Regions from separate parts of the Mus musculus genome. Here all the other regions are linked to region 4. The links are chromatin loops, found by intact Hi-C in ENCODE. Cell type or tissue: heart. All regions are shown on one strand.

Region 1 (4,000 bases), 610 kb after region 4:
GGAGGCAGAGGCAGGAAGATTTCTGAGTTCGAGGCCAGCTTCATCTACAGAGTGAGTTCCAGGACAGCCAGGGCTACACAGAGAAACACTGTCTCAAAAAAAACCAAAAAAAAAAAAAAAAGGACATAAATGTTGGGCAGTGGTGCCACACACCTTAATCCCACCACTCAGGAAGCAGTGGCAGGAGAATCTCTATGAGTTCAAGGCCAGCCTGTTCTATAGAGTAAGTTCTAAACAGAGACACCCTGCCTTGAAAAACAAGGGGAAAAAAGTATATTTATTTATTGGTGCATACAGTGCTGGAAAGAGCCAGGGCTATATAGTGAGACCCTTGTCTTTGTGGGGATTTTTTTGGTTTTTAATAACAGAGGTTTTTTTCTGTGTAGTCCTGTCTGTCCTAGAGATCTGCCTGCCTTTGCCTCCCCTAGTGCTGGGATTAAAGTTGTGCACCACCACTGCCTATCTGAGACCCTTGTCTTAAAAATCAAAACACCAAACAAAAGAGGTGGTAACTTTGGAGGCCGAGGATGGAGGGAGCAAGTACTTAGACAAATGGTGAGATTTCACGATGCTTCCTGTCTGCCTTAGTCTAATGTACATTCCCCCACATCGGACCTAGGCACCGAGGGCCTAGTCCTGCCAAGGACTCAGCTGCGGCTACTGGCTCATCCACAACTCGATGAGGCGGAGCTATGGGTGCTTTCTTACAGGCGAGGAAGATGAGGTTCCTGGGTCACTGACTCCCCTCACTGCACAAGATAGCACAGGTAAGACTTTCTGTTCCTCATTGCCTCCCTACCTACATCCTCCCTCCTTCTCCCTCTACATGAAATGTGCAGATGCGTCATTGAGTGAAGAAGGTTAGGAAGCAGTGCTCTGGGCAGAGTCTCCAGGGGTCCAGCAGAGTTAGCTCTCTCCTCTCCGGCTCCTATTATAGTACAAGGCGCTGCACACCCCCTCTCCTATCTATACACATACACCCGCAGGCCTCTGTCATTTGTCCCATGGCCCGTTCCTTCCAATCTCTACTCCATCCCAATAGCACCCCAGGACCTCAGCTTCCTAAATCTCAGTCAGAACGTTATTTCACAAGGACACTTGCCAACCTTGAAAGACAAGGGACCCGGAGGCAAGGAAATAAAATGTTTCTAGTTGAACAGCACGAGAGCGCAGCGCCACCTAGTGGTGCTGCAGCCTACTGCTCCCGGGCAGTGACATTTTCAGACAATCAATATCTCATTATTAACCATAATCACAACCTGATGTTTACTTTTGGAGAAGTGTTCTGGCAAGGGAGGCACATGCACTTTTCTGCGTGATTCCGAGGCCTGCAATCCTAAATGCCACAATGACTATTAAACAGTGTCCTGCAAGTGAGCAAACAGGAGGGAGCCGAGATTGACGGTCTATCTTTTTTCATCTAAGCTGCTCACCAAAAACAAAGCATCCGCTGAAGCCAGTGACCTTTCACTAACTGCTGGAAGGCAAATGCTTGATAAATAATAAATGGACCCCTACTCGTTGTTGCTTGGAACCATCTTTTAATTAAAAGAACTGAGCAGCGAGAAGGTCAGGTGACTGGTGTTTAAGTTAGAGCCCAGGAAAGGCGTCAATCAAGGGGAAAATTAAGCTTGAAATGCAACGTGATTGTCAGCTTAGCAAGTCGACAACAACAACAAAAACTCCCTCTGCAATCTCCCGGTGGAAGGAAGCAATGGTAGTTGATGGTGACATGTTTAGGGGACATGACACTCAACTCTCTGCCTCCTTTACCCTCCCCTAGCAACCAACTCACTGTGTCGGAGCAATAGCCACTTGCCTGGCTCAGCATCTCCACAGAAACCGCTCTGGAGCCAGGCGCATCCAATCAGAGGCCAGTGTGCCACACCGAGGACTACCCTAGGAGCGACGTGGAAATCATTTCCTGTCTTTCCCACAGGAGGGCAACTGCCCTTCCTCCGCCAGCCAAGGTGACTTCCACCAAGTGGCTCACAGAAACAGCCTGACAGCCCACAGCTAACCCCGCAATGAGGCTGGGACCTGACTCATCTCTGAGGCGGACCTCCAGAGCACAGAGCGGGGAAGAGAGAGCTCTCGTTTCCCTACCGCACTCCCACGCTCTGCTCCGGCAGTGGCCTGTGCAGCAGGCCTCCACTCTCGGGGCCACATTGTGTCAGGTGCCCTCTCTTCTAGACAGACTCGGGAAAACTGCCAACCCAGTTCAGCTTCCTGCCAGGCTTGGTCACAGCCAGCTCTGATGAGAATGGAGCAGGCCCAGTGACTCCAAGTGGGTCACATCTGGACCCTCCGGAGCTTTATCATCCCGCTTTAATAACTGTGATTTTTAAAAGACCAGGCTGGCTTAAACCTGCAGCAACCCTCCTGCCTCGGCCTCCTAAGTGATGGGATTACATATATGCAAAGTGAGGTGAGGACAACAGCAGGGGGTCTTTCTCAGGCACCGCCCACTTTTCTTTTGAGACAAGGTCTCTCACAGGCTGGAATTCGCCAAATAAGCTAGGCTGATTGGCCAGCAAGCTCCAGGGATCTGCCCACTTCTGCCTCCCCAGCACTGAGATTACAAGTGTACTACCATGCCCAACTTTAAAAAACAAACAAACAACAAAAAAAACATGGATCATGGAGCTTCAACTCAGGACTTTATTTACGCTTGCAAGTCAAGCCATTTACTGATTTAGCAATCGCCTCAGCTCCTGGCTTGGATTTCTTTTGCTGCCTCAGAGTTAGAGTCAGGGTTAAGGTTAGGGTTAGGGTTCTTCGTCCTATCCATAACTGAGGACACTTCCCTGGCTAAATACCACACCCCGGGTTGTGTCCTGCCGCCACCACTGCCGCCGCTGTCACCACCTCCACCGCTGTCACCACCTCCACCACTGTCACCACTGCCACCACCACCGTTATCTCATTCATTCTCCCAGCTCTACATCTTGTTTCTTTACTAGCGACTTCATCCATTTCTTAAATACCTGGGCCCTAGTCATCCCTGCCACTTGGGCACTGGGTTATAACCCCCACCTGAACAAAATTAAAGCCTTATTCCTTCCCCACTGGCTCTCACTTCACACTACCAGTCTCCTGGACACTCACACTTGAAGCCACAACATGGCTTCCCTGCTCACTCTCCCGCCCAGCAGACTCCTCAGTGCGGCTGCCAAGGCGATCACAATCTGATCCCAGCCTGTCTGTTCAAACACCTTTCCCATCGCTCCTCAAAACGGCGATCCATAGCCAGGAGAAAACCAGGAAGCTGTGTACCCATCATTTCAACTCACTTTACAACAGGAAGCCGCGGCAACTTTTGCACTTACATCGTGGGCTGGTGGCTGTGATGGGCACAAGGTGACACCAGTACAAACGGGGGCATCCAGAAAGACCCAACTTCTCGGGCTTGTCTTCTGCAAAAGTCACTGGAGCCTGGACACCTGCCTTCAGCTTCAGCTCTGCCAGCCCTCAGGAGGGCCCTGCTCCTGAAAAGCTGTTCAATGCTTCAGCGGCTACAAAGTGAAAACGTCTGCCCTTGTTTGTTCTTCATAGGAAAGGAATGCTTGACGCTGAAGGCCACAGGAAGCCTGCTGGGCACAGGCTGTAGACTTGGCACACAAACCACAATGAAGCACCTGAGTTCGGTCCCTATGGGGGGAGGGGTTCATCAGGAAGTTGACACTCAATCTGAATCATAAAGATACCAAGTAGAGCCGTCATTTGATATTTGAAACCATAAAAGCTGAGGAGGGGTCCCATGTAGTGAGAATTTTGGTTTCTTTAAAAACAGAAAGGGGGCTGGAGAGATGGCTCAGTGGTTAAGAACACCTACTGCTCTTCAGAAGGTCCCAAGTTCAAATCTCAGCAATCATATGGCTTACAACCATCTGTAACAAGATCTGACTCCCTCTTCTGGAGTATCTGAAGACAGCTACAGTGCACTTACATATAATAAATATTTTTTTAAAACAAACAGAAATATTATGGGGATATGTTT
Region 2 (4,000 bases), 860 kb after region 4:
TTGGGATTAAATAATTTCTTTCTCTCTTTCTTTTCTTTTCTTTTTTTTTTTTTTTTGTTTTTTGTTTTTTGTTTTTTTGAGACAGGGTTTCTCTGTATAGCCCTGGCTGTCCTGGGACTACTCTGTAGACCAGGCTGGCCTCAAACTCAGAAATCCACCTGCCTCTGCCTCCCAAGTGCTGGGATTAAAGGCATGCGCCACCACTGCCCGGCAATAAGTTCTGCAACAAAGGTCTTTCACCGTTTCTACCATATGTGTAAAAGCAGCACACATTCAGTGAAAAACCCTCATTCCTTAAGCCACATTTATCTCCCTTAAAGTGCCCTCATGGTTATATAGATGCATACTAGTTACTATTTATGCAACTGGTTATGAACACTGGACGTGCCAACACTTCCTAGTACCTGTGTACCTGAGGGCAAGGCTGTTATCTCCTAAAAGCTGAGATTAGGGGCACGCCCATCACACCTGGTCGTGCCTGGCTGGGTGTTGCCTCTGGGCTGTTTAAAGTTTGGATCAGGAGCTCAACCGTTCTGGCTGTTCTTCTAGAGGTCCTGAGTTCATTCCCAGCAACCTCTTGGTGGCTCATGACCTTCTGAAACGGGATCTGATGCCCTCTTCTGGCAGGTAGACAGAGCACACCTACATTTAAACAAAGAAAGGTTCAAAGTTTGAGTCAGGCCCCTATGGACAATCTTGGGTTTCTCACCTGTAAAGTGGAGATGGAAACCATTGCGTTGTGGAGTGACACGCAGGAGAAACTTTCACTCATTTTAGCAAATGTCCCGAGAGCACCTGCCCTGGGCCAGATTCGGTTTCCTGCTACTTCTTTTAAGACCCGGTTTCTAAGTAGGAATTGTAACGTTTGGACAGAACCCTAGACATTTGGGTTAACGTTTAGGTTTCCATCTGCAGTTGTGTGGGAGTTTGAATGAAAATGGCCCCAGAGGCTCCTAGGGACTCGTACTATTGAGAGGTGTGGCCTTGGTGGAGTAGGCGTGGCCTCCCTGGAGGAGGTGTGTTACTTGGGGGCGGGGGGGGGGCGGGGGAGGCGGGGGGGGGCGGGGGGGCTTTGAGATGTCAGAAGCTCCATCCAGTCTTAGTGGCTCACCATCTCTTCCCGTTGCCTACGGATCCAGATGTAGACCTCTCACCTCCTCCTCCTCCTCCTCCTCCTCGTCCTCCTCCTCCTCCTCCTCCTCCTCGTCCTCCTCCTCCTCCTCCTCCTCCTCCTCCTCCTCCTCCTCCTCCTCCTCCTCCTCCTCCTCCTCCTCCTCCTCCTCCTCCAGCACCGTGTCTGTCCGCATGCTGCCTGTCATGATGATAATGGACTAAACTTCCGAATTGGAACTGGAGTTACAGGTGGTCGTGAATTGCCTTATGTGAATGCTGAGAACTGAACTCTCATCCTCCGCCAGCCTTGACCACTGAGCCATCCCTCCAGCTCCTGAAAAAAAAAATGTTTTGGTCTCTGTGTGCCTTGTGGAAAGTAGCTTAGGCTTTTGGAAGGAAAGTTTTTACAGCAGCTAGCACTTTCTGACGTTTCTACCCGGAGAAGTTCTAGTTTCATATTTCGTAATGACTCCAATGTAAGGTTCTCGAAAACGAGGTCACATCCTCCGTTGTGTTTCGCTTTACCTAGCAAGCACCATTGTCCTGGGTATGCAAACCCTCAAACCCTCAAGCTTCAAAACGTGAATGTACTTGAATACCCGTGGAGAAGCAGCGCCATCTTCTGGTCTGAAGGAATACTGCAGCACAGAGCCGGAGAGGTTTGGTTGACCTGAGCCGCAGGTGGCAAGGCCATGCTGGAACCAGAACTCTTGTGTTAAAAACCACTCCCAGAGCCTGGAAAATTATGCTCTCCTGAACGCTCTGTTTTGGCTTTTAAACCACAGTCTTAAGCGGATGTGCAGCTAGGAAAAGCCATTTTGTCTAGGCTTTTGCAAGGGTGGAAATGTAACTTATTGAATGTGTTATTTGCTGAGCACTGCATCTGTATTTTTACTTTATGTGTGTGCATGTGGAGGTCAGAGGTTAACCTCTGGGGTTATCTTCAAGAAACGTCCACTGTGATTTTTTAAAAAGATGTACTTATTTTATTTATAGGAGTACACTGTAGTTGTCTTCAGATACACCAGAAGAGGTCATTGGATCCCATCACAGATGGTTGTGAGCCACCATGTGGTTTCTGGGAATTGAACTTAGGACCTCTGGAAGAGCAGTCAGTGCTCTTAACCACTGAGCCATCTCTACGGTCCGTCCACTGTGATTTTTGAGACAAGATCTTTCACTGGCCTGGAGCTCTCCTGACGAGGTTTGCCTGGTGCTGGGGTTACAAACCCAAGTCACCATGTCCCATTTTTTATTAACGTGGATCCTGAGGAGTGAACTCAGGTCCCCCCTTACTCACTTATCTGGTAACAGTCTGGTCCTTCCAGGCCTTGCTTTCATTAGGCAGGCTTGGAAGGATACTCACCCTCACTCTTATTTCTGGCTCTAGGCAGGAAATACGTGGCTATGGCTCTCTCGCCTTTCTCGGGCGTCAGATAGTTTTGTTACACACATGTACTGATCAATGTCCTGTTGAATACCAGAGCGGAGGCCCTGCACACCTCTGGGGCTTGCTCTCTACGTGGCACTCAGCTCTCCAGCAGTTGGCCACCTTGGTTGGTCCTCTGGCCTCTGTTTAACTCTCCAGAGCTCAGTAATCCTTGGCTTCCTTAGCTGCCCCTCATCCGCACCTAGGCAGGACGGTGGGACTCTCATTGTTTATTTTCCTGTCTCTCAGTTGTGGTCATCCGTTAGCCTTCCCCGCAGTGCCCAGATTCTTGCCTTGTTATTTTGATTGCTCGACAAGAAGATAAGGCTGTTGGCGACTCTTCATCTTGTGTGGAAGTCTGAACCTATCAACGGGATCTTACCGTATACCTTACACCAGCAGCTGTTCCCTCTGTTTCTGAGGTTGGCCTGAGGCGAGGGAGGTCTGCTGGGGAGGCACCAGTCTGCAGACTGCTGAGTTTGCTGGCTGTTGATTGGAGCGGCCTAGGTAACTGGGCCACGTGTCTCTCATCAGCTGGCGGACCAGCCTGGGCTTGCTTCTAGGAGCACGCACTCCTAAGAAGCCAGCTGTCATCGTTCTTCAAGGCTGTTCTAGAAACATTTTACTCTTTGCTAGTGCAAGCCACCACCTCAAGGGCAGGATGAGAAACAGACCAACGGTGGTGGGAGGAGCCTCTGTGATGGGAGGAGTCTCATAGTCATGCGGGACTGCACAGATGCCGGAAGGGGCGGGGATGTACAGCCAAGTTATCTTTTATAGACATTATCATTATTTTAATCCTTGCAGCAAACCAGGGTATAGATCTTGTCATTGATACTTTACAGACATTAAGAGCTCACAATGGGAGGCAGAGCCAGGTTTTGAACTAGGGTCTTCCTGCCTCTGCCCCGTCTCTAGCCGTTGTATCACATACTTGGTGTGCAGTGTGTGTAGTTCTGACTACAGGTAGATGTATTCAGCACCAGGAATAGACCATTCCCTACCGTGGTCCCCGTTGCAGGATGCTTACCACAGCTTTGAATTCTTCCTAACACTCCCACAGCCTCTCCAAGCAAACACAAGACCCTGTCCCTGGGGGTTCCTTCCCCTTAGGGCCTTTGGGGCTCAGGGACACTCTAAGGGAGGCATTTTGTGTAGAGAACCAGGTGCTGATCATCTGTGTCTCCAGCTAGCCTGTGCCTCAGGTGATAAGTCAGGCAATCCTCCCTCTCTGTGCCTGGATAGTTCCAGAAGCCTCAATGGCTCCCTGGTGTCCCCTCCAACTCCTCATATAGAATTTGTCATGTTTGACTAAACTGCTCTCTTTCCCATGGGCTTCTGCAGGGCCTCTCTCTGTCTCCCTCCCAGTTTCTCTCTCTCTCTGCCTCTGTCTCAGTCTCTGTCTGTCTGTTTCCTTTCTCTCATTTCCTGGCACACAGCTCTGTATCATCTCACTTA
Region 3 (4,000 bases), 420 kb after region 4:
AGAAATCTAAGCATAGGTATAGCACTCACGAAAGTCTACGAAGACATAGAGCCCTGGACTTGGAGTGGAGTCCTAGCAATACACCTTGCACAATGGCTTGCAGATGGTCCCAGCATGGGCAGGAAATGATGAATGCAGAGTCTCTGGCCCTCCTAGCCTAGCACCCAAGAGCCAGGTAATGATTTGTGTGCACAGTAAAGACTTGAAGGGAGCACCAGTGGAGGATGCCCACTAGTGATAGATACCCACTGATGCTCTGGTACCACTCAGTGACAGAGAGGAGGTATGTGGGACACTTGGATAGGCTTGGTGTACACACACACACACACACACACACACACACACACACACACACACACACACACACATGCACACACGCACATCAGGCTAGTCCCCTCAGCATCACCTGCCAGTCTCTTTCTCGGCAGAAAAAGGTCAGTAGGCCAAAAAGGTCAGTTAGCCCTGAAAACTCCCAGGAACCCTCTCTGCAGAAGCATGCCTTTCTGCTATGACCTTACTATGAGGCATACCGATGAGAGGAAAGGGTTAGCTCCTTCTGTCACCATATGAGGACCTGCTGGGTCATTTAGAGACACTGAGAGCTTTGGAATCAGAGACAGAAGCCCAGACTCACTACTGGACATTGTGTGATCCTCCGCCATCTACCTGTACCTGCTTCATCCCTCTGCAGCTCAGAGGAAGCCCTCCCTGGTTCTCTTCCTGGTCCCAGAGGCATTACCTACTCTGTGGTCACATTTGTAAAGGCTGGCAGGAATTCAGCTCTCCTGAAAACACTCTTAGTGACAGCAGGTGACAGCAAGTGACCTCTGTTTGGCCTAAGCCAAGGGCCAAGCTTTCTATAAAGGGCCAGATAGTAAATATTTGAGGCTTGGAGGACCATATGGTCTCTGTCACAGCTATTCAACACCCGCCATTGTGGCCAAACACAGCCCCAGACAGTATGGAAATGAGTGGGCGTGGCTGTGTTCAAATAAAACCTAATTTACAAAACCAGGATGCAGCCAGCTGGATTTGGCCTACTGACCATCATCTGCAACTGAAGCCTCAACTGGCTCAGAGCAAGTGGAGCTCTGAGTGATGCTTGCCTCTGGGGTCCTGAGGAAAGGGGTTTAACTGAATGATCAAGTCAGGCTTATCATAGAATAGTGCTTTGTGAAGCAGAGAAAGAGAGGGTGCCACCAACAGACAATGGGGCTTGAGGAAGCAGTGTCTGTCAGAGTGACTTCATGCATAGGAGAGCATCCAACCATGATGAGGCAGAGAAAGGAGCAATGGTCAGAGGGCAATGCGGTCCACCCCTTGTGCCTCCCTGTCATGGCACCATGACCCTCCCCTGCTGGGCATCTCACAGTCCAGTGCACTGACACACACTAGCTTCATGACCTTGGACAAGTTAACGTCTGTGTTTGTCCCCTCTTCTTAAGAGTGGGACCTACAGGTAACTACTGCAGAGATGAAGGCTTATGTAAGGATGGGAGCAGAGCCAGGCCATGCCATGCTCTGTCATAGTGTTCCATCTTTTTAATGTCATCATAATCATCGTTCTCAGAATCATTTTGATTGAGCAAATATGAGATCCTTAGGGAAGGACTGGTTCATGAGTCCCCGTGGGAGGTAGGTACTTCCGGTGCTTAACTAAAGGTGGTTCCTCAGAGATGAGAGGGATGTAACCTCTGAAGTAAGCAGCAGAGACCTGAGATGGGATTTTATTTATTTATTTATTTATTTTTAAGATTATATTTTGACAGGCATGGTGGTGCCCACCTTTAATCCCAGCACTTGGGAGGCAGAGGCAGGCGAATTTCTGAGTTCAAGGTCAGCCTGGTCTACAAAGTGAGTTCCAGGACAGCCAGGGCTACACAGAGAAACCCTGTCTCGAAAAGCCAAAAAAAAAAAGATTATATTTTATTTTCTGTTGCCTGCAGAAGCCAGAGGAGGGTATTGGGTTCCCAAAAGCTGGAGTTAAAGACCACTGTGAGACTCCTGACAGGTGCTGGGAACTCCGATCCTCTGACCATCTCTCTAACCCCATGACACGGGGTTCTTTAGGTCCCAGAAAAGCTGAATCAGACCCTTTGACTGAATGGTTCTTTGAACAGGTTCCAGAGCGCTCGCTTCCAGTAGCAAAGCTCGCTGTGGTCTGCAGCCTACCCTCTTTAGCTTAGAGCACACTTGGGGAGCCAAGCCTTATAGTGTAACGCTGATGAGCAAGGCACAGCAGGGACAGGAGAGAGCTGAGTTGCCCTCTCCAAATCAGAACCACAGTGCTGGGCCAAGCTGGCCCTTGGAACCTCCCTGAGGCGAGGGTCAGCATCTGCGCCTTGCATCTGGCAGAATGCCTGGTGACACTCCCCTCACCCTCTCCTTCAGGCGTCGTCCTCACAGCCAAAGACTGAAAGCTCAGTCAGGAACCAGCCCAAAAGTGTGGGGGTGGGTGGCTGGAATTAACTGGGCTTCTGTGCTCACGATGCTATTTGCGGCGGCTCCCCCACCCCGTCAGCTAATTTTAGCTATCCATTCTGCTTCTGTTGCCATTTATAAAATGAGAATGTCAAATGCAATATTAAACAAGCAGGATGAAGGCAAAAAAGGAAATGGCAGAGAGGCATTTAATAAACGAATCCCGTGTTTACGTGGGAGAGGGAGAGATCCCGAGCCCTACACATCACACACGCCTGTGTGCACACGACCGTTTGTGTACGGGCTCTGCTAATGAGAGCCAAACAGTTTGTGAGCTGGGGGAAGCCTGGGAGAAGTAGAGGGGGAAATGGGGATGGTGTGTGGGAAAAATGTGCTACTCTTCAGGCAGAAGTAATTTAGCCTGCAGGGAGGCAACCTCCCAGTCAGAGTCTCTTCCCATTTGCCCTTGGTGGGTCCTCTAGTCAGTCCAGTGATGGAGAGGGAATGGGGGCAGGACACTGAACCTGTGGGTTTTCCACACCTGCTCAGCTGGTGTGGCCCCCACAACTCTTGCGAGGGGAGCACCCAGAAGCCCTCCTGTGTCTACTCCAGGATTGTTGTCTCGGGGTCCTTTCTTTAACCTCTTCCTGCAGCTGCTCCACCCCATATCCACGGAGCTCCAGGCTGCTGCCGAAAGGGCACCTTCCTTTGTTGTCTCTACAGGGAGACTGCTGCCTGGTTAAGAGAAGCTGAGACTCTGGGCTGGGGTAGACACCCACTCTGTCTTACACCCAGCTTTGGACACCTGCCGGGGGCCAAGCTTCCTCTTCACTTTGAAATGCCCTTGCAGGTGCCCGCAGAAAGAAGAACAGCTGGTGTTACTGCCGTCAGCTATTTCCTCAAATAGTACAGCCTGCCAGCTCCCCTAGCACACCTTGCTGATGAATGCAGGGAGCTGGGATTACCTGGTTGGGGGATGGGGGTTAGGGGTGGAACTGTCCTGCAGGAGGGAGGGGCAGCGGCTCTATGTCTTGTACTTTGGAATCAAATTGAGCACAGGTATGAACTGGCTTTATTTATCTTCAGAGGTTTTCCTGTAGGTTCTGCACATAGCAGGGTGTTGCAGTCTTCTCTAGGGCAAGGGCTTTGTGTAGGTTTTACTCCAATGGGAGAGGTGCTACTGACAGGCTCTGCCTTACAGATGAGAGGGGTCTGAGTGCAGAGAAGCTAGCTCTGCTCAACCCCAGAGCCCAAAGGTAGAGCTGAACCACGGCAGGGAGCTGGACTTTCTGACACATGAGGCTCAGCCTGCCCTGGGACTAGGGTGCCCTTGTTAGGGGACAGGTCTCAAGAAGCACTGGCGACTGGAAACTCTGGCTCTTCTCCACCTGTCACCCAGACTCTGAGCACTCCCGAGAGAAGAGTCGCGTGTCCTCGTATTCCTCTCTGTGTCCACACGCTACCCCTCCTTGCTCGGTGCTCAGTATTAGTGGTTTATGACCTACTTCACTTTGCCGTCGCTGGTTTTAATAAAAACACTAAGCAGAGGAAACAGTGAATGAAATTAATTCTATAAGTG
Region 4 (4,000 bases):
AGTCTAGTTTAGTTTCCAATATCAGATCTCATGTAGCCTATGCTGCTGGCTTTGAGTTCCCCATGTCAGTGGTGATCTTGGACTTCTGATCTTTCCATCTTCACAAGTGCTCAGAGCACAGCCATTTACCACCATGCCCAGCTACACAGGGCCACGGGCCAAATTTAGGTCTTCTTCCATGGTAGGCAAGTTCTCTACTAACCAAACCACATTCCTGGCTCCTCCTTTGCCACAAAAGTGATCATTTATGTAGATGGGTATTTTATTTTGCCTGCGAGCATAATCTGTGTATCTCGTGCCTGCCTGGTGCTTGAAGAAGTCAGAAGAGGGAGTCAGGACCCCTGGAACTGGGTTCCAGATGCTTGGCAGCTGCCATGTACGTTCTGGGAACTCAAACCTGGACCCCTTGGGAGAACGGCCAGTGATGCTTTGAACCACTGTGGCACCTCTGCAGCCCCGCCCCTTTGATGTTTAACGGGAGGCTAATGAGCATGCATTGTCACGAGTCTGAGTATGGCTCAGATTGTTTCTGTTGGATAGTGCTAGGTAGGGAACAGGGTTCTGAGGTCACCGCCCTGCAGGCTGTCTCACAGTAGAGGCTCAAGCGTTTGCTACAATTTATTTATAATGCTTGCAAGTGGCTGGGCCCAGGCCCACTGAACCAGAGATTCTTAAGAATGGGACTTTGAAACCTACATTTTTTTTTCAATCCTGGGGTGGGGCAAATACAGGCCTTCACGCGTGTTCTATCGCTAGGCTACATCGCCAGCCCTTTTTACATTTTTATTTTGAGACAGTTTTCCAAGCTGGCCTTAAACTCAAGCCATAGTCCAGGTAGCTGAGGCAGGCCTTGAACTTGTGACCCTGTCTTTTCCTTTTTCTCTGAGTTTTAAAATAGAAGAATAACCGTAAACAGCTTTCTTCTTCCCTTCCTTCTCTTCCTTCTCCATCATCCCTCTTTTTTTTTTTTTTTTTTTTTTTTTTTTTTTGAGACAAGGTTTTTCTGTGTATCCTGGAACTTGCTCTGTAGACCAGGCTAGCCTCAAACTCACAGAGGTCCACCTGCCTCTGCTCCCCTGGTGCTGGAATTAAAGTTGTCCGTCAGCACCCCCTGGTTGACTTTGAGCTTTCAACCTTCCCATTTCGATCTCCCAACTGCCAGGCTGGGATTACAGGTGTGACCACTATATCCAGTTCAGGTCATGCTGGAGAGAGAACCTAGGGTTCCGAGTGTGCTCTGATAAGTTCTCCCCAACAGCCACGTCCTCAGGGTTGTCCAGTTACTTCTAAAGTGGTGTGCTTCCCCCTGGGTTGAGACAACATGGAATCCTTGGGTCCTGGTTTGGGGTTAGAGCTAATTATTGTGTGATCTGGGTGATGGCCTGCTGTCTGCCATGTGTGCAGTGTTGTGCCTTAGGTCAGATGTATCTGGGGGACAGTTATCAAAATCAGGGTGTGCAGTTTCGTTTCAAAACACCCAGTTTCCTGTTTCATTTCATCCATATTCGGCAGGGCATAGTTTGTAATGGTCTTATTCAGAGGGTGGAAAGAGAGCATTTAAACAGTAAAAGGCCCACCTTAAGAAGTAGAGTCGTAAAAGAGAATGGTTTTTGAAGTGTTTAAAGGAGTGGAATGAAGTCTTGTGCACTCCACAGGGCAGACTGCTGCTATTGTGGTCTATGTCCACTAGATGGCACCACAGCACAAGCTACTACGGGTATCCCCTCCCTTTGCCTCATCCCAGAAAACAGGTTCTCCAAGCACTTGTCTCAGTATTAAACTTAACAGGAATGCAAATCCCCAGCTCATACCCGAGACTTACTGACCGAGAACCGTGTAGCACTTTGTCCACGTAGTTTAGATGCAGACTTAAGTTTGAGAGCCACTGTCCTAGAATCAACCTTGGGGTAGCTTGGGAAGATACCTGTAGTACGCCAAAAGCGCTTGCTGGGGAGGGAATGAGGAGGTGCGTGGGGGGCGGGGCGGGGTGAGGAGGGGAGGGAGGGTGGAAGACAGTCAATGGTGCAGGTATATTTAGTGCCAAGGAGCTGCTCCAAAATCAGAGAGCTGATATGGACTAGGGGGCAAGACTGGATTTCTCCCAAGTCGGGGAAGTAGAGGAGAGAAAAGAGGGCTCTTCAAAGAGATCCCCTCCCTTAGGGCGCCAGATCATGGGCTAGGAGCTGAATCATAGGCTGAGTTCTCTGCCGGGAGCCCCAGGGCAGCTGTGTCCTCATTGTGGCTGTTCATCTCAGCCTGTTCTGAAATTTCACCAACCTACTACTGTGTTAATGGATTGAAATCTTGCAACCCTCCCAAGACGACCCAGGAAAATGGATGCTAAGAATCAAAAAGAAGCTTGAGACGGGGTGGGAAAATCACTAGTGAATTAAAACCTTATTTTTGTCTTTTCGATCCTATCTGTACCCTCAGGGAAGGCCAGTGCAGAATGAATTCATCTCTCTCTCTCTTTTTTTTTTTTTACACAAAAATTCCTTTTGCAGGTCGCAGCTGAGGCTTCACAGGGGCGACATACCATGCAAATATGTATTTTTTTTTCAGTTATGATGTATACAGTTTTTAGTTTGATTTATTTTTGGTGTCAGAAACAAAATGGAAGTTAGCTCTTTAAAAATGAGTGTGGCTGGCTGAATAAATAAATAATATGCTCTTGGCCAGTACCTGCCAGTACCTCCTTAATTGCCCATTGATTCTTTAATTCTCTGCCTTTCACCATCTACGAAATTAAGAGGCCACAGAGCATGGAGATGTCTTTTGCCAAACAACTAAAAGAATCAGAGGTTTTCGAAGGTCTGGTTCTTCCTGGGGGGCTTTTACCTAGCATTGAGGGGCACAAGTTACCCAAGGATGGAAGCCTGGTGTCCTGCTTGGACCCTTCCCAGGCTTCTGTACCGTCACTTGGCTTTCCAGCCACAAACATGTACTGTGTCCACTCTGGCGGGCCACCAGTGGCAGCAGGGACCCGGTTGTCCCTCCTCGTGGTCTCTGGAGGTTGGGTGGTCTGTCATGGTCTCTCTCCAGCAAACGCTGCCGTTCAGAGTGTTCACACTCCTCCGATAGCCCCAACCACGGGTCCTGGGAGCTGGCTGCCTCCTTTCTGCCAGGGGAGATGTTCCAGGAAGCTCTCCTTTATCCCATTTCTGGAACCACCAACCAATCTCCCCTCCCTCGGAAGTCTCCTGGCATCTATCTAGCCTCCTCTTCTCCCTTTCCTTCCCGTCAAGGCACAGAGGCCTGTGTTCTCATCGCAGGCTGTCTCCTAGGACCCTTCTCCAGGGTGCACTCTTCCTCAGGATGCTACCCTGCAACGCCTTCCTCCAGGGCATGGCTCTGAGCATTCACACCCCTCTGTAAGCTGCTACACCGGGTGGGGTAAGGACAGGTCGTGCCAGCTGCTTCTCTGTAGAAGTCTCTTAAATGGGTCTGCTTCCATGGTCTAGGGTGGGGCCCTCTCTGTTTCTCTGGGTTCATAGGACTCGTCATTTCTTCCACCCTGGAGACACAATGCCAGTTGCCTCTGCCTTTCTCCTATCCTGGAGTCTCCATGAATGCGTACTTGGTTACTGTTGGTGTCCCCATGAGAACGTCTACTCTGGGCTGGGAGCCCAGGCAAGGATACCCCGCCGGGAGCAGGGGGACCTTGCCTTTTGCCTCTGGACCCCTCAGCGGCCCCTCCTCTCTGTTCTCGTGCTCCTCTCTATCTGCATCTTCCTTGAATTAGAATTCTCACTCTTCCACTTATCAAGTCAGCATCGCGCGCCTGCCTGTCTCCGCCACTGTCAACATCCGCGCTCCCAAGTCTCCAGCAGCCTGAGCTCAGGGCCGCCCCTCTCTCTCTGGCAATTACGATTCCTTCCCTGGCTCACGTCGGAAGTCTTTGTTCTTCTCCCTGAACATTCAAGTTAATTTCTACTGACTGTTTATTCAGCCTTTGTACTGGCTGGCTTGCTACTTAGTCAGGAAACGAGGCCCTCCGAGG
Region 5 (4,000 bases), 570 kb after region 4:
TTCTCTGTATTACCCAGTCTGTCCTGGAACTCACTCTGTAGACCAGGCTGGCCTCGAACTCAGAAATCTGTCTGCCTCTGCTTCCTGAGTGCTGGGATTAAAGGCATTTGCCACCATTGCCTGGCATGCACGCACAATTTATAAGTTATAAAAATAGATAACAATAAAACTCTTTTTAATAAGAGACAAAATAATAAGGAAGCCAGTTCTCAGTCTGTGCAATAGTTTGGACTCCCTTGGCAAAAGGGTTGCTTGAAGATGGGGGACAGGCTGCTTTTGGGGGGGGGTGTAGATGGGGCTGCTCTACAGATCTCAGCCCTTGGTTTTGAGTCAGCTGGAGTGGACCTAAAAGCCGGCCTGACTTCACCTTGACTCGGCCATTTGACCTCGGCATCTATGACCTAGACATCTATGCTCTTTGCATCCCATCTGCCTCAGTATAGAGTGGAGGACTCTCTTTCGGAAAGTATTGCTGAAAATATCAGAAATGTTTCTAACTCACCCCATACAATCAGTGGAGCACGGCGGGTGCTCGCAGACGTCATTCTTATTCATACAACGGTCTGTTCTGGTGACTCGAGGAGCAGTGACCTAGAATCACTCAGAAAGAATAGTGGCTCTTGTATGTTTCCCAAACAAAACAGGACACTGTCCCCCCACTCCCACCCGCCACCCCAAATCTGATGCATTCAAGCCTTCAAGGAACGACTGGAATACAGTGTCTGTCCCATGCCTACTGCAGCAGTGCAGCCCCCCTGAGCCAAGCAGGACAGGACAGCAGCCACTGCTGGAGCCATGCATTTCTATCACAGAGAAACCAACCTCTCTTCCACCGACACTGAAACTGCCCATCCCCCATCCTGGAGTCCCATGAATCCAGGTTGCCTCTCTTCAGCAACAGGACAAAGCCCCTCCAGGGCTCCATTTCTTACATTCAGTAGGTGATTGTCACTTGCTGCCCAGTTGATCTTCCCATTTCTCTGGGTCTCATCCACAGGAAGTGCAGCTGAAGGGTGGATGGAACACCTGCGGCTCTGAGCCCTGCAGAATTCCTCCTTCCAAACAGTAAGGAGCCTGCACATTCCCGGATCCAGCACCCTGCAGGGCTGAGGCAGAGGGATCTCACTCAAGCCTAGCCTGGGCTTCATAGTGAGGTCCTGTCTCAACTAGGCAAACAAAAGCAACAGAAAGAAAAGAAGGAGTCAAAGAATCTGCAGGGCAGAAGGATTGCCAGGCCCCTCTATGGCTGACTCGCCCCGGCTGGTAACACATTATCAAGCCAGTTCAGAGGAGCCACTGTTCTCAAATCAAGAATTAGGTTTATGTCTGGGTCTACTCCAGAACACTGGCTGCTCCCTGCCTAACCATAGCCGCCTCTGGAAGTCCCAGGTTGTAGTTCACTCCAGGGACGAAGCATGGGGACATGCCAACAGGACACAGGGCACAGTCTGATGCAGCTGAGTCAGTTCTGGATGCTTTAGAGAGGCACGGGGTAGGGGGGTGGGGTCGCAGGGGGCGGGGGGGGGTTCGCGGGGGCGGGGCCTGGGGGCGCGGGGGGGGGGCAGGGGGCGCTCTGGTCCTTCCGGCTCCCTCTAGCTTTGCTTCCTGGCTTGGTATTATAGATCTGAGAGATGCAGACTGCTGAGCTCTCGGCAGGAGCAGCTGTGTCCCTGGCTCTCCCTCTGTGGCCTGGAGTGCCTCTGGCCAGGCCTCAAGCAGTCACATGCAGATGACAGCTGTGGTGGCACCAGGACTCAGGCGCCCATCACATGGCTGCCCTTCGCTTCTGGCCTTCCCTAGGGACAGTTGCTCCTTAGCACACAAGAGTAGCGAATGGCCAGTGGTGCCTTGGGAAAGGAGCAGAGGAGGGTGGGCCCTGAGTAACGACATCTGCTTCTGAGTCCTTTGGTCTAAAGTCGAGGTTCACATCTCTCTTTTTTGTATCCCAGCAAGGGCAGGAAGCTGCTTTTCCAACCCCAAATCAGTATCTCAGTGGTCCCTAGAGCAGGAAGTCTTAGAAAGAAATCAGCTCAGACAGGAACTTTAAAAGAAAAGTAGGTGTTTGTTCAGTGCCTGCCTGACCTCAGGTTCACCAAATTCCTTCCCCAGCCCAGTACCTAGGAGTCCTGGCCGAGGCTAGGCCTTGAGCTTGGTGACCCTCTTGGAATCCCCCTATTTTAATGTCAACACCCAACCCAAGAGCTGGAGCTTCCTACCTCTATCTCATGCCACCCTAACACCCTTCCACCAGAGCATAGATTTCTCATAAACCTTCGCAGAATCTTCTGATTCTATGAGGTAGCTTTGCTAGCCACAAGAATACAGGAGCTGAGGCTGGGAGCTGGGGAGTCAGTCTCTCTCCAGCCTAGAGCGAGACCTCATTGCTCGGCCTCTCGTGGCGAGAGAGCGCCCCCTGCTGCCCAAGCCCAGCTGGTACCACACAGCCCGAATGAGGGATGAGGGACAAAGATGGGGCGGAGGGGACACCCAGAGAAGGGACTGTAGGTTTGTCATTCAGAGAGTTTCCACCTCAGGACACACTGCCTGGCTCAACCTGGCAGGGAAAAAAAGGTTCAGACTCTCTGTGCTAACATCTGCCTGTGGCGACAGTTTGGGCGTAACAGTCCGTCTAGGGGGCGTGGAGTAGCTCTCTAAGGCACCTCGATTAAAAGACGCGGTCTGGTTTGAAGCCATGGCTCCACCGCGCACTACCCTCAGACTTGGGCATGCGGTTTAACCTCTGAAAACGGGTTTCTTCATTAAACTGAGATAATCAATAGCGCATACATCACAGCAATGGTTTACAGAGATAATTCATGTAAAACGCACACTGAGCTTTCAATAACAGCAACTCTCTGGTATCGATTCGCCTGACACCCCTACAAATGAGTGATAAGAGCTAACTAGGGCTCGTGGACCCAAGTCAGGGGATTTGCTTTTCCAAGGCGCTTTCATCATTAAATGGATCTGGTCTAGTTCCATGGGCACATTTGAGGAAAACAACGTTGCCTAAAGGGGGAAATAAATGCCAGAGACATTCACAAAACATCAACCATAAACAATTACTAAACACATTGATCAATGCTCAGAGCTCTACAATAAAGACAGGGAGAAAGTTATGGCCCAGGACCTTTTGTCCCACGCTTCCCATGCTACCAATCCCCACCTGACCCCTGGTTGATGAATTACTCTTTGGGCTACAAATATGCTGAAGTATCTCCTTACCAAAAAAAAGCAACTGCACGAAATGCTCCTCCAGGGAGCGCCCGCCCACCCCAAATGTCAACAGCCGACTCAGTGAAAGGCTACATGGTGTCTTCTGTCAGCTCTCAAGTTTGATAGACCAGGTGTTGGTGCCCACAGCACTCCACCTGCCCTCTTTAAAGTCACCATGACTTGTACACAGCGCATCCAGAGCTCTGTTTGCAAACCTCATCCCTCCTCCATTAGCAAGGTTTTGACATAACTAGTGGATGCTCTTGGCCCCCTTCCCGCTTAGGGAACTGTGCCCTCCACTCCAGCTAGGCTCCTCTCAGCCACCCCGGCTCCTCCAGCAATGAATTATCTCTGCAAACCATTGCATCATGTCTCCTCACATCTCATCCCTGCGTTCCCACTTATTAGTGGCAACCTCACACATGCGGTTACTTGGTCAAACAATGTGGCTATCCTCTCTCCTTGCTACCTTTCTTCTGCCCCCACCCCCTTTCTAAGACAAGCTCTCATGTAGCCCAGGTTAGCCTTAAACTCGATATCTAGCTGAGGATGGCTTTGAACTGGCATTAGAGGCCTGCCCCACCATGTGGTTCTATGTGGTGTTGGGGGATCTAACTGAAAGCCTTGTGCATGCTAGGAAAACTAACCACCAATCAAACTGTAAATCTCCTACTGTCTCTTTCTTTCACACCCTCAACCGGAACATCAGCAGATCTAGTCCGTTTTACCTTTCAGATGTGTCTAGACTCTTCCTGCTTCTTGTTCCACTATTCTACATAGTCCA
Region 6 (4,000 bases), 94 kb after region 4:
CAATGATGCCATTTTTCTTTTTAAAGGTTTATGGTGTATTGTATGTGTATGTGTCTGAGTGCGGTATACATGTGCATCATGTGTGTGCAGATGTCTGTGGAGGCCAGAAGAAGGCATCAGATCCCTGGAGCTGGAACTACAGGCAGTTGTGAGTGACCTAATGTGAGTGCTGGGAACTGAACCCAGGTTCTCCTGTAGGAGCAGCAAGTCTACTTCTTAACCACTGAGTTGTGGTTCCAGCCTTGGCATCCCCCATCACTCCCCATCTTCCTGATAACATGTAACACTGGTAGCTGCTTCTATTGTCTTTTGTAACCTTGAATTTTCCTGGTTCTAATCTCTCCTTCTTCTCCCTCTCCCCCTTCTCTCTATCTCTGTTATGTGTTGTGTTTGCCTGTATGAATACATGGGGAGGGGCACAGGAGGACGTCAGGTGTCCCACTCTGTCCCTCTTTTCTTACTCCCATGACACTGTGTCTCACATTGAGCTTGGAGCTCGGCTGACAGCTGACAGCCAACCAACTCCAAATATCCTCCCATTTCCACTCCCACAGGGTACATGGAATCATGACAACCTCTTACACAGGTGCTGGGGATTCGAACTAAGGTTCTCATGCTTGTGCAGCAAAGCACTCAGTCACTGAGCCATCTTCCCAGCCTGTGGCTCTAATGTTTTTCCATCCCTGGGTTCTCCTCTCTCACACCCAGTGGCTCCCTTTCCTCCTGTATTTGCAAATGCCTATGCCACGTGAGCTCTGGTTTTCTCCATTACTCTTTTAGGACTTTAATTGCATCACAGTTCAAACCATCACACATGCCCATCCTTGTCTGTCACACTGGATACAAAGTATCTGTTGGTGGGCTTGTCTGTCCTGATTGGACTTAAGGCTCCTCAATGACAAGTACAAGTGGCATGACTTGTCTTCATGTCCCCTCTGCCTGGTACCCAGTGGACTCCTCCATAGATGATCTACACACTCTGGCTCCAATGAGCAGACAATTCTCCAAATGATGTTGAAGGCAGATCGGGTAATTATGGTCCCTTTATACGGCTAGGGACACTCAAGCTCAAAATACCAGAAGCACAATTCCGAGTCCTGGCTCCTGAGGCGCCACGGATTTGGTAGAGAGCCATTCTGATATTGCCCGTTGTGAAAGGATTGTGAGGCTTATCGTGGCATTGTCTAAAGACTAAAGTCCAATCCTCACGATTGTCTGGAGAAACTTAAATTTGCCAGCCAGACTTAAAACACAGTCTGCAGGACAGAGCATAAAACTGTGTGTGGCCTGACCTGCTGGCACAGACTGGAGTTACCGCCTCCGTTCTTGCACACTCGGCTATACTATTAATAGAGCTGAAGATTGCACTTGTGTTCTCCACAGCCTCCCGGTGCAGTGGGCTCACATCAAGCCTATGATGGGCTAACCTTCCCCCACCCCCATCCCCCACTTCACCCCCCCCCCCACTCACACAAGGGCCTTTCTAATGAATGCCTTCTGTCAGGCCAGGCCTCCTCCCATCAGCCACTTGGGCAATTGATTTTTTTTTCCCCCTGATGCTTGCAATTATCTGTGACCTACACTAGTAGACACAAAACCAGGCCCTGCCTTCCTTTCTCATGTGACATTGGCCGAGCAGATGATGGGAACCTCGAGAGCCTGCTTAGAACCCAGAAATGGGGCCGGTCTCTGTTGAGAGGTCCCACCCTTGAAAGTAAGAGGATGCTGACATTATTAACTTTTTTGGGTCACTTCAAATTCATGTCACATTTATGACTACCTGCCTTTGATGATGATCCCGTTTTGGTATTGTTCTAATTGTAGCGTTGATTCACAAGGCTGCTGGCTCCTCCTGCCATGGACACAGCACATCTTTATTTGTGATGTCCTCTCCAGGCAGTTTTATTTTTAGCAAGAGTGTCTTGCCCAGCGAGCAATTTACGCTACAGTCTACCCTTTGTTCTCGTTACACCTAATACTTCTTTCTCGCTCCTTTTTCCCCTTCTGTCCTTCTGTAAGTGTCAATACCATGTTTGCCTAAGCAGATTCCATTCCAACTTATTGAAGTTTCCTTCCTTTTAGGTTTTTTTTTTTTTTTTTTTTTTTTAGCTGACTGGTATTAATTGTAGAAATTGCAGCATGGGCTATCGTGGTGGGTCTTGGCATCAGCTACAGGAAACCCCTAAATTGGGGAGATTTAGATGTCAGAATTTGGGAGCAGGAACTTGAACTCTGGAGAGACAGTCTTTTTTTTTTCCCCTGCTCCACCAGAAGAGGGAACCTACAGTAAAAAGCACTTCCTCTGATCACCAGTAGAGGGCGCGCTCACCCACAGTCCTCCAAAGTGCGCGTTTCTTCTATTAAGTGGCAATTTTGTTGATTTTGTTGGAAGGGCCTTCTGGAGATACAAATACATAATAGAGTTAACACTGTTGAGGTGCTGTGTCCGGCTGCTGTGGCCACCTCCTGTATTGTGTAAAGGGGGAACAAAAGTTTTTTTTAAAAAATCTAATGTGTAGTTGTGGGTCTGTGAGCCTGTTGCCGTAGTGGATGGGCAGGGTGCGGGTGTTCAGAATGACCATAGAGAATGTTGAAAGGTCCCAAGGTACAACGTATAGAGTGTGGGAGAAAGGGTTGGGGGCGGGGGAGACCCTGTACTTCCAGCTGTGATATTTAGATTGGCTTGGCAGGGGCCAGCCTTGGCAGAGATGGGGGAAGCGCCAAGGCTAGTGGAGAGGCTTGAGTGAAGGTAGCGCCATGTCAACCGTTTCCAGGTGGAGTTGAAAGGCAAAGCTATTTTCTTCTGGGAGCCCGGCCCCTTTCATCAAGACGGAGTTGGTGGCTGATTAAAAAAGAAGAGATGGAAGATTAAGTCTGAGAGGCCAGAGGAGAAAATGGTTTCCAGGTGTTAAGTACTGGACAGAACGGTGAGCTTGGGCAGTTCCTCTGTGAAGCTCTCGAGCCCACCCTCGTCCCCCTCCCTGGCAACGCTGGGCGACTGCCAGGCCTAGGCAGCAGAGGGCTTCCTAACTGCCGAGCACGAAGATGTTTAATAAAATATTTACCTCCGTGTATAAGAATAGCGTAGCAATGACATAAAGGCAGGCAGAAGTTAAACAGTGTAACGGCCACAGGAGAGCAGCCCTAGGGTCTTGGCTTTTCTTTTTTTATAGAAGTACAGAAACTTCCTGTTTAAGTTCTTATAACCTACCGTGTCCTGGCAAGCCAGTCTCCTGCCGAAGCAGAAGGGGACTAAAGTCAAACTCCCTGGTCACCTCTTAAAACTCCTAAAGGTGATGTTTTCTGAGGCCTGCCCCCACTACCTCTGAAGGTCACCCCTGAGAAGCCGAGCTGGCACACCTTGGCTGCTTGCAGTCATTTTGAACTGGAGGTGAGAAAGGAGAGTCATAAGAGGCGAAGAGGAACACAACTCGTTAGCCAAAACACCAGATTTCCAAATCTGTCCAATGAGAACATGGAAAAGAAAATGAAAAATAGAAAAAGGAAATATATTAGATAAATATATTTTAGGTGTTCTTTTTTACACTCCAGAAAAGCTTTTGTATTCTCTTCCCCAGTTAGAAAAAAACAAAACAAAACATTTTCTCTCTCATTGAAATTAAAATAGGCTTTTGCATATCTATCAGACAACGTTAGAAGAAAATAATTATAAATAAAGGTGTCAGATCAGTAAGGCTGTTTGAAAAACATTCAGTTTGCTTTATCTCAGCCAGGCAGTGGTGGCGTACTCCTTTAATCCCAGCACTTGAGAGGCAGAGGCAGGAGGATTTCTGAGTTTGAGGCCAGCCTGGTCTACAGAATAAGTTCCAGAACAACCTGGGCTACACAGAGAAACCCTGTCTCGAAAAACAAAACAAACCAAAGTTTTGTTTTATCTCACATCCGTCTTTTTTCTTTCCAGTTACTTCCTACCCCCAGTGACTTTCCCTTATTGCACGGTGTCAGGGCAAGGGCTGCCCTAGGATCTTGATATACATGC
Region 7 (4,000 bases), 270 kb after region 4:
GGGGCATAGCCTGGAACACCCCCACACTGTGTTAGGAGGAAACCAGGGCCCTGAGCACGAAGCTCACTGGTCAAGAGGGAGTTAATTGCCTTTTGTATCTGTCCCAGGTCTCAGTGAAGATGTGGACACCTTCCTTAAGTGTCTGATTCCTGAGATGTGTAGAGGTATTTGTTCGGGCTTTGTGCTTTGTGGGGTCTCTCAGGTGGATGGAAAGCTGAGTGGGACTTGGTGGGTCTGGGTGAAGATTAGTTTTCCCTGAGACTGTGACATTTCTGTGGGATTGCCTGACTGGGGGGCATTGCAGAATCACCTTTTTGGCTGATGATAGAAACTGGATTTTTCTCTCTTTCTCCTTCTCCTCCTCCTCCTCCTCCTCCTCTCTCTCTTGATGGGGGGAAGGAGTTTTGAAGGCAGGCCAATCCCAGCCTTATCTGGAAGTAACGTTCGCTATCATGGGCAAGATGGATGTTGAAGATTTTTCTGAGGTGCAGGACAGGATCTTTGGCTTGAAGGGACTTGCAGACCAGAGGATTTAGGGTCATTTCCTGGCCAGTCATTAAGTTCTGTGATAGCCCCATGTCTATACAAGAACCAGAGCGAGGAGTTGCAATGATAAAGAACTAGAGACTTATAACCCAGTGTGGAAAGGGTCTGCCCGAATTCAAATGCTGCTTACAAGGTATCAATGGACGAAGAAAGCTTGCGCCTCTCTCCCGCCCGCAGTCTGGAAGTACTTTATAATCTTGTGCCTGGGATATTTGAGTTATGGGCCGAGCAGTTCAGAATCAGCAAGGCTTCCTGGCTGAGGCATTATGGACTGGACAAGTGATCCTTAATGCTGATCTCCTCAAAATCAGGGCGTTATTTTGACCTTGAATTACTGTTGACCATTTTTGACCCGGAAGGCATCATAGCCATTTTGAGATGTGGCTACCGGATGGGGAGGCAGGGCATTCAGAGATGAGCCAGACGGGCGATGACAGTCATCTGTGTGCAAACAATGGGTTAAAGGAACAAAGAAAGGGTCACCCTTCTAGGCCCAGCTTGGGATGGAAAGCCACAGACCTCGCCCCACCCCCCTTATTTAATAAATGTTTTGAGACAGGGTCTCATGTAGCCTCTAGTCTGGCCTAAAATTTACTATGTATCTGAAAATGGCCTTAAATGGGACCCTCTTGTCTCTGCCTCCCAAATGCTGGGATTACAGGTACCAAGTGCGCTGCCAGACTGGGCTTCGTTTCTTCTTCAACACTACAGTGTTTGCTATCTCATGATTAAAGACTTCTATGACCCTTGTATCTGTCAACTCAACATCGGCCAGCTATTCCTTATCAGCTAGGCCTACCCTGGGTTTGATCAGCACCTTTGGTCTGGCTGAGTCAGAGCTAAGCTTTCAGTCTAGCATGTAGCTAAAAGAGGCCAAGAGAAGGTAGGAGACCTACACGACTGCCAAAGGGCAGAGAGGCCTCTTTGCCCTGGAGCTTGTCTTCTAAAAAGTGAGCATGCCTGTTTATAATTTGTCAGACTTCTCCAGTTCTTAAGTGAGCAGCAGCCTCTGCAGGCTCACATAACCGGAAACTGAGGCCAGTGTCTGCTCACTGCTGTGCCCCATGGCTGTGTCCACATGTGATCCTGAGTGAGAAGGGTGGGCAGACAGGTTTTGTTCTGGGTCTCTCGTTATCCTGGAGAGCCTCGCTACACTGTCTGTGCCTGGTGAGTTGACACCTGAAATACAGAGCCGAAGAGACATTTTAGGGACCGGACCTGAGGAGACAGAAGCCCAGAAGGCAAAAGGCTCAAAAACTGGCCTCCAGTCTTTTTCCTGAGGCTAAGAGACGGAGCTCTGGGATCTCTTTCCTGTCAACACTGCCCCCTGCTGCTGCCCCATCACAGCAGGCACCTGGCCACACTGGAGAGAATGTTTTCAGGCTGAGCAGCGCGGCCTTCTGTGGGAGGCAGTGACGCTGGTAACCCATGGATGTGAGCACAGCCTTTATGTTTTGTTTCCATTGACGGGGATGGGTTTTCAGAACCACCCACTCCCTCGCCTGGGCTGATGACTTGCAGGGACAAGATGGCTGAGCAGGGAGATGCAGGGAGTATGCTCCTCCCTCCAAGGCCAATTTGGTGTTAATTTTTGGCCCTAAGTGGCAGTGGCCTGAGTCTGAACATCCCAGTTTGCCTCTCTAGGAGTGAGAAATGGAGTGTGTTCTGTATGCTGCTGTGCATCTTGCAGTCTGAGATCTGCTGGCTTGGGCTGCAGAGATGATGAGGCCAGGGTGTTTGTTTTGTTTTGTTTTAATTAATTAAATTTTATTTTATATGCATTGTTGTGAGGGTATCAGATCCCCTGGAACTGGAGTTACAGACAGTTGTGAGCTGCCATGTAGGTACTGGGAATTGAACTTCCAGTCCTCTGGAAGAGTGCTCTTAACCAATGAGCCATCACTCTGGCCCGTGCTCCCCCCGCCCCCGGGCCAGGGATTTTTAGAGAACTAAACACTAAAGTACCAGTACAGAGAAAGGCTTCTGCCGTGACTAAGAACAGCATTTGAACCTCGGCTTTAGAGCTTTACAGTTGTTTGGACCTCTGAACTCTTGGAGCCTACTTGAGGAGAAGGAGACCCTGGGGAGAACAAGCTCTTCTGTGATAAGTGTGCCGCTTTCCCTTCTCTCAGCCTGCCTGCCTTCCTACCTCCCTGCTGTCATGGTGGTTAATTGGGACATAAGGAGTACCCAGCCTGTGGCCTGGCACACAGTGGGTATACAGGCAGCAGTAATAGTCACGGTGTTTTTCACCACTTTCTTGGCAAATACCTTACATGCAGGGGTTTCTTTTGTTGTAATTTCACTCTGGTCGCTTCAGGAGGAGACCCTCTTCCTCCAGCGCTTCCTCTTGTCCATGCCTTCAGGCATAAAAGTTGGGTTCCACTTTACATTATGGTCTTATACATCAGTACAGCCGATTTTGATAAACCCTCAAAGGATGTTGACCTTCTTGGTTTTCAGGCATGAGTGGCTTCACTCCCTTAAGGAGGAATTGCCGTGAAATGTAACCGCTTGAAGGGGATGGTGCATGCGCGTTTGCTTTTCATAAGTAGCATGGCGTTCACTGGCTTCCATACTGACTAGTCAGCCAGCCTCGCCACCTATCCTCCTGAGAAGGAATGGATGTTTTGTTCAGTGTGTCCCCTCTCCTGGGAAACAGCTACAACCCTGCATTCTATTGTCCAAGATGAGGTGGGTGAAGTCTGAGGGAGGATGTTGAAGAGACCCTGGAAAGGCCCCTCAGGGTGGAGTGGAAATGAGGAAGGCACTGGCCTGTGGCCATGTAGTCCTTCCTTTCTTCCTGATCTTCCTGACAGGTGTGTAGAATGGCATCTCCTGCTGGCATTTCTGGGGGCCTTAGGATATCTCTGGCAGACAGGGCTGGAAATTTGATGCTGTGAGACAGGAGGAGAGGACCTGAGAATGCTTATTTAAAAAACAAAACAAAACAAAAAACCCTGCCCTAATCCAAACCCAAGGGCTGAGGAAAGGCTACTAGCTGTGATGTACACTCTTTCAGGCCAGCCTGGAAGGTGTTAGGAGTCACCTGGATAACTCTTAGACAGCCTTGGGGGGAAACATGAAGGTTCGGGTACTTTGGGTCTTGCTCCTTGTTAGAAAGTTAGAAGGTTCAAAGCTGGGGCTTGAGGGAGTGGGTTGGAAGGGGCTTGTGGCTTTGTGTGAGTTTTTTCTGGCCTCAGCTGTACTGTAGGTAAGGAGGGAGCACATGTGGAGCCCCTTGGGTGTCTCAGCCTCCTGCTTCTCCTGGCCCTTTTTTTTCTCTCCACCCACTCCCTGGTTTGGCAGAGGCTTGCAGAGAGCTCCACAGGGGCCATGTGTTCTGGGGCAGCAGCTGTCGGTGCTGACTAATGAGACTTCCTGGTGGCTTCAGTGGCACACGTGGCTGCAGCAGGAACTGCTGCTTCTCATGTGCCAGCCTGTGCTCCAGCTA

Evidence for each region. Hi-C counts contacts between places; a loop is a spot of excess contacts. Peaks named below come from ENCODE experiments on the same cell type or tissue, not always from the same donor. Only the 100,000 strongest peaks of a DNase experiment are listed, where the experiment ranks them.
Region 1: it touches region 4 in a loop (4-fold over the local background); 23 of 42 quality-filtered maps call a loop at or near these places.
Region 2: a loop joins it to region 4, with 7 times the contacts of the local background. A loop is called at or near these places in 24 of 42 quality-filtered maps.
Region 3: a loop joins it to region 4, with 2.8 times the contacts of the local background. A loop is called at or near these places in 12 of 42 quality-filtered maps.
Region 5: a loop joins it to region 4, with 7 times the contacts of the local background. A loop is called at or near these places in 28 of 42 quality-filtered maps.
Region 6: it touches region 4 in a loop (4-fold over the local background); 12 of 42 quality-filtered maps call a loop at or near these places.
Region 7: it touches region 4 in a loop (8-fold over the local background); 18 of 42 quality-filtered maps call a loop at or near these places.

What each region holds. Positions count from the first base shown.
Region 1 is chr11:88,213,539-88,217,538 of GRCm38, reverse strand. No RefSeq gene overlaps it. Among named protein-coding and RNA genes, the nearest start is that of Mrps23, 11 kb to the right of the region's middle. In heart, no CTCF peak of the experiment used is centred here; DNase peaks (open chromatin) are centred at 1,038, 1,858 and 2,208; H3K4me3 peaks cover 642 bases; H3K27ac peaks cover 2,364 bases.
Region 2 is chr11:87,965,546-87,969,545 of GRCm38, reverse strand. No RefSeq gene overlaps it. Among named protein-coding and RNA genes, the nearest start is that of Dynll2, 20 kb to the left of the region's middle. RefSeq lists an enhancer at 2,941-3,985. In heart, CTCF peaks have their summits at 615 (motif pointing left) and 1,741 (motif pointing left); a DNase peak (open chromatin) is centred at 1,735; H3K4me3 peaks cover 784 bases.
Region 3 is chr11:88,403,788-88,407,787 of GRCm38, reverse strand. The region is part of intron 8 of Msi2 (musashi RNA-binding protein 2); the gene reads left to right. Among named protein-coding and RNA genes, the nearest start is that of Mir378b, 53 kb to the right of the region's middle. In heart, a CTCF peak has its summit at 2,335; DNase peaks (open chromatin) are centred at 2,407, 2,857 and 3,207; H3K4me3 peaks cover 978 bases; H3K27ac peaks cover 3,402 bases.
Region 4 is chr11:88,820,929-88,824,928 of GRCm38, reverse strand. No RefSeq gene overlaps it. Among named protein-coding and RNA genes, the nearest start is that of 4930556N13Rik, 29 kb to the left of the region's middle. In heart, a CTCF peak has its summit at 1,682 (motif pointing right); DNase peaks (open chromatin) are centred at 1,728, 3,625 and 3,928; H3K4me3 peaks cover 1,202 bases; H3K27ac peaks cover 1,791 bases.
Region 5 is chr11:88,250,828-88,254,827 of GRCm38, reverse strand. It overlaps Gm38534 (a long non-coding RNA gene), which reads right to left. Exons shown (of 4, transcript XR_001780289.2): 2 at 933-1,106; 3 at 503-591. Among named protein-coding and RNA genes, the nearest start is that of Gm34366, 17 kb to the left of the region's middle. In heart, no CTCF peak of the experiment used is centred here; DNase peaks (open chromatin) are centred at 1,287, 1,747 and 2,427; H3K4me3 peaks cover 470 bases; H3K27ac peaks cover 3,053 bases.
Region 6 is chr11:88,727,001-88,731,000 of GRCm38, reverse strand. C030037D09Rik (RIKEN cDNA C030037D09 gene) reads right to left here. Exons shown (of 4, transcript NR_038058.1): 3 at 3,361-3,460; 4 at 2,429-2,842. Among named protein-coding and RNA genes, the nearest start is that of C030037D09Rik, 10 kb to the right of the region's middle. In heart, CTCF peaks have their summits at 1,264, 2,088 and 2,296 (motif pointing right); a DNase peak (open chromatin) is centred at 1,340; H3K27ac peaks cover 2,660 bases.
Region 7 is chr11:88,551,111-88,555,110 of GRCm38, reverse strand. All of the region lies in intron 6 of Msi2 (musashi RNA-binding protein 2), which reads left to right. Among named protein-coding and RNA genes, the nearest start is that of 0610039H22Rik, 66 kb to the left of the region's middle. In heart, a CTCF peak has its summit at 1,890 (motif pointing left); DNase peaks (open chromatin) are centred at 990, 1,910 and 3,930; H3K4me3 peaks cover 447 bases; H3K27ac peaks cover 4,000 bases.